Regions from separate parts of the Mus musculus genome. Here region 2 is linked to region 1. Evidence: chromatin loops called from intact Hi-C (ENCODE). Cell type or tissue: gastrocnemius. All regions are shown on one strand.

Region 1 (2,500 bases):
CTCACCGTGACCCTGTGACATCACAGCTTCCAACGGAAGCATGTCACAGTCCTCATGATACTCATCTTGCTGAAGAAAATGAAGTACAGTGAGGTCCTGTGAGTCCTTCGGAGTCACACAGCTTGTCAGGGTGGTCACCCTATTACCAAACTCGGGGCCAAAGTCAATCCTTCAGAAGCCAATTATAAGAATCAAATTAGCCCAGCCCTCAGGAAGCAGGGGCACATGAATCTTTTGAGTTCGAGGCCAGCCTGATCTACAGAGCGAGTTCCAAGACAGTCAGGGCTACACAGAGAAACCCTGTCTTGAAAAACAAGAGTTAAAAGGACCCAGTGATCCCTCCAGTCTGTCTTGGGGTCCTGAAGTGAGATTAAAGTTTAAATAGAGTCCCTGGAATATGCACGTTTCCACAGTCCTGCTCAAGGTCACTAAGTGGGCTTAGTCCTCAACTGTTAGGTGGTCTGAGTAGTTGTTACAATTGAATGAAAGGAGATAAACTCCCCTCTGGCTAGGGCCCTTCCAGTTTCCCAATATGAGTACCCTAAAGAAATTCTCTTTTTTTTGGGGGGGGGTGTCTATTGTTTGAATAGTCTGATAGTCAGATTGACAGACACCAGGCCCACAACATCCATGTCTCTTTAGAATACCATCATTTCTGCCAAGCCAATTACAGCTCTTCATAGAGAGTTACCCTGTCTTTCTTTAGCGTTGTCAAACCACATACTGCTTTACTAAGGTGTTGTCCAGGTCTCTTCCCAGAACTGCTTAGGGGGACAAGAGGGCCGAAGGAGCTTCCAGGAGCCAGGAGAAAGAGGGGATCAGGCTGTGGGCAGACACCTGACTGTACCTCTTCCCTCCTGTCACCCTCAGAGCGGGCAAGCATACTACATCAATGATGGGGAGAGTGTCAACCTCTTTGAGTGGATGGCCCCACTGGTAGGTGTTCTCCCCGACCCCTAGCCCAGAGTGAGTCTCTCAACCCCACCCTCTGTCCTTGTATCCTTTCCTTCCACCAAAACCATGAATTTACCTTAGAAAGCCAACCCTTTTGGCACGTGCCTGAATGGCACTGGGAGAGCCGAAGCTGGGCTGTGACTGCCCCCTAGTGGAACCATGTGTTCCTGCTTTTGACACTGACCTTTCTATAATTGCCTCCTGATTTGCACTGATTCTGGCCTGTGAATCTAATGTCATTTCTTTTTTTCGATGGAATCCAGGGCCCTTGCTAAAACAAGTGGTCCTACACTGAAAGGGGAGGTTGCTTGAAATCCCTAGGCAGGTATGTGGTCACCAGATCCTAGAGGGAGGAGGGAGTTTGGTCTCTGAGACCCCTGACCTCGTTCAACAACCCACAGTCTCCTTTGGACCAGGCCCATCTGGAAAGTGAGCACAGAAACCTGGGTAGAGGTATAGGGGTTATCGTGTCCTGCTGGGCCAGTGGCAGCTCTGGTTTGCTCTATTTAAAGAGCATTTCCAGGGGCTGGAGAGATGGCTCAATGGTTATGAGCGATGGCTGCTCTTCCAGGGACCTGGGTTTAAGGCCCATCACCACATGGCAGCTAGCAACCATCTGTAACACCAGTCCCAAAGGATCCCATGCTCTCTTCTAGCCTCCGCAAGCACCAGTCATACACACAAGCAAAACACGCCTCCCTACATGGGAGCTGGAGAGCTGGGTTCAATTCCCAGCACACACATGGCTGCATACAACTGTCTGTAACTCCTGATCCAAGGGGTCCAACACCCTCACACAGACATACAAGCAGTCAAAACACCAATGAACAGCCAGATGTGGTGGCACACGCCTTTAATCCCAGCACTTGGGAGGCAGAGGCAGGAGAATTTCTGAGTTCAAGGTCAGCCTGGTCTACAAAGTGAGTTCCAGGACAGCCAAGGCTACACAGAGAAACCCTGTCTCAAAACAAACAAACAAACAAAAAAGAAATCCTGTCTCGAAAAAAAAAAAAACCCACCAATGAACATAAAATAAAAATAATAAATTTTAAAAAAACAAACACTCATACATGTAGAGGGTTTTTTTGTAATTTTTTATGTTAAAAAGTACTTTTATTCAGATATAACTTACAAGTTATGCAATCCACCTACAGAAAGGATACAATTCAACATAGTTTTCTTTTTTAAATTATAGTCTGAGTTTTACAACCATTACCATAATTAAGTTTAGAATAGGTCTTCATCTTCAGAAAAGTAAAGCAGGCCTCTCTTGTTGGCAACGTGGCCCTGTATCAATTTACCCTCAAGCCCAACCCACCACAGGCAACGTGAGTCTTTCTCTCAACTGCCCTGCCTATGTTGGCTGTTTCATGGGAGGAGTGGCCTTTGTCTGGCTTCTTCCCCCTTAGTTTCCATGGTTGATCCACGTTGTGACATGTATTAGGTAGAGACTTCATTCCTTTCCTTTTTCTGTGATATGTGTATGTCTGCACCTGTGTATACAAGTGCACATGTATGTAAGCACACGTGCCTGCTAGGGTCAGAG
Region 2 (2,500 bases), 69 kb before region 1:
GAAGAAGCTACTCACTGTTGGTACCCACAAGCAGAAAGAAGATCAGTTTTCTCTAGGAGTATTTCAGGGGAGAGAGAAAAAGAGCATAAGGTCGGGGGCTGAGGGATCTGGGAGGAGTTGGAGAAAAACATGATAAAAATATATTGTATGGGCTAGACATATTGGTACATGCCTTTAATGCCAGCACTCAGGAGTAAGAGGCAGGTAGACTGTGCCAGACTAGAGTCAAGCTCAACAGGGTCTTCTTTCCCTGCTGATTCCGCCAAGCCCGTTCCCTTGGCTGTGGTTTCGCTGGGTAGTAGGTAGGGACAGTGAGAATCTCGTTCATCCATTCATGCGCGTCACTAATTAGATGACAAGGCATTTGGCTACCTTAAGAGAGTCATAGTTACTCCTGCCGTTTACCCGCGCTTCATTGAATTTCTTCACTTTGACATTCAGAGCACTGTGTGAGTTCAAGGCTATCTTGGTCTACATAGTGAGTTCCAGGACAGCCAGGGCTACACAAAAAAGCCCTGTCTAGAAAAGTATATGTTTATATGTGTGTGTATATAAACAACACACACACACACACATATATATATATACATAATTTCCATACAATATATATAAATATTATACACATATAATATATATTTTATACTGTATGAAAACCTCTTAATAAAATTTATATATGTATGTATATTTGTATATATATACACACACATATATACATATACATATATATGTATATATATATGTGTGTGTATATATATGTGTGTGTGTGTATATATATATATACACACACACACACACATACACACACACATTTTTAAGTTATATATATATATATATATATATATGTATATATATATATATATATATATATATATATAACTTAAAAATTTTAAATGCCCACTTTTGCAGAAGAGCAGGAGGGCCCTCAGTGTCAAAGGTGATGTGTGTAGAAATGGACTCTCTCAGATATCTGCAGGGCAAAAGCCACAGGCTGAAACATGACACACTATTTCAAGTGCAAAATGGAAAAAGGGTGCGTGATTAGTGTTGCGCACACAGTATCCTGGAAGAGGGCAGCGCCACCTAGTGGCCACAGGATGCAGAGCCTTGTTTCCTGAAGCGGGTGGTTAAGACTGGTGCCTGGACAGCCAGGGCTACACAGAGAAACCCTCTTTCGAAAAACCAAAAAAAAAAAAAAAGAAAGAAAAGAAAAGAAAAGAAAGAAAGAAAGAAAGAAAGAAAGAAAGAAAGAAAGAAAGAAAGAAAGAAAGAAAGAAAGAAAGAAGAAGGAAGGAAGGAAGGAAGGAAGGAAGGAAGGAAGAAAGAAAGAAAGAAAGAAAGAAAGAAAGAAAGAAAGAAAGAAAGAAAGAAAGAAAGAAAGAAAGAAAGAAAGAAAGAAAAAGACTGGTGCCTGGCAGCAAGCCTCTCAAAGGCGGGACAGGTAGTCACAGCATTAAGTCATTTAATGAGACAGTCTCTTGTGCCGAGAACTACGGTTCGTGCTCATTCAGAAAATCAGTGTAGTGTTTGGTTACAAGCTTGACTTGACAGAGCTTTTTCGATGAATCCCAGCTCCATCGCGGTCCATTAGCTGTGCGATCTTGGCCAAATCACTTAATCCTCAGCTTCCTCGGCAGAAAAGTGTCGGTCTCATGGGGTTACAGAACTACTATATAGAAAGTGCTCGGCATAGCCTAGGCACTGTGTTAGTGTTTGCAGTAATTAGGAGTGTGTGTTCACATATCCTGAGCAAGTGCTAATTTCTTCCTGAAATCAGACAGTTCACATATCCTGACACATATTCTTCCTGAAATCTGGTCCTGGGCAAGGAATGTGAGGTGAGCAACACCAGTACAGGAGCCCTAGCAGCCTTTGTTTTCAAGGCCTTTGTTTTGTGACAGCTCTGCTTATAACCAAATCGAGGGAAAACCGAAAGCATTGTTGAGAACTGTAGGTGCTGCAGGTCACATCCTAGCATCACCTGCCCCTCACACAGTTAGTTAAGGAGAGTGAAGTGCCTGCAAGAAAGCTGAGGCACAGACAGGCCCACGTGTGCACTCTTCCGGCCTTTTCATCCCGTGTCTTCTGTCCTCTGCAGAGTGGCTCATCCCACTGCAGTAGACAGCTTTGTGCCTTCAGTCAGCCCACTTGCCCACAACAGTGAAAACCCTGATATACCCAAGTCCAACGATGGGCCACCAAGGGTGTCAAGGGTAAGCTTGACAGGCCATTTCCATAGTCATCAGATGCTACTGTGTGTGTGTGTGTGTGTGTGTAGAGTGTGTGTGTGTGTAGAGTGTGTGTATGTATGTGTACAGTGTGTGTGTGTGTCTGTGTGTACAGTGTGTGTCTGTGTGTGTGTGTGTATAGTGTGTGTGTGTCTATCTGAATCTGTGTGTGGAGTGTGAGTATGTATCTATCTGTATCTGTGTGTGGAGTGTATATATGTGTGTATCTGTATCTGTGTGTGGAGTGTGTATGGTGTAGCTGTATCTGAGTATTG

The links. Peaks named below come from ENCODE experiments on the same cell type or tissue, not always from the same donor. Only the 100,000 strongest peaks of a DNase experiment are listed, where the experiment ranks them.
Region 2: a loop joins it to region 1, with 5 times the contacts of the local background. A loop is called at or near these places in 21 of 42 quality-filtered maps.

Annotation. Positions count from the first base shown.
Region 1 is chr7:120,822,402-120,824,901 of GRCm38, forward strand. It overlaps Gm5737 (predicted gene 5737), which reads left to right. Exons shown (of 12, transcript NM_001370881.1): 9 at 871-936. Among named protein-coding and RNA genes, the nearest start is that of n-TLtag1, 12 kb to the right of the region's middle. In gastrocnemius, a CTCF peak has its summit at 1,103 (motif pointing left); a DNase peak (open chromatin) is centred at 1,089; H3K27ac peaks cover 290 bases.
Region 2 is chr7:120,753,792-120,756,291 of GRCm38, forward strand. All of the region lies in intron 3 of Vwa3a (von Willebrand factor A domain containing 3A), which reads left to right. Among named protein-coding and RNA genes, the nearest start is that of Vwa3a, 15 kb to the left of the region's middle. In gastrocnemius, a CTCF peak has its summit at 1,077 (motif pointing left); a DNase peak (open chromatin) is centred at 1,080; H3K4me3 peaks cover 430 bases.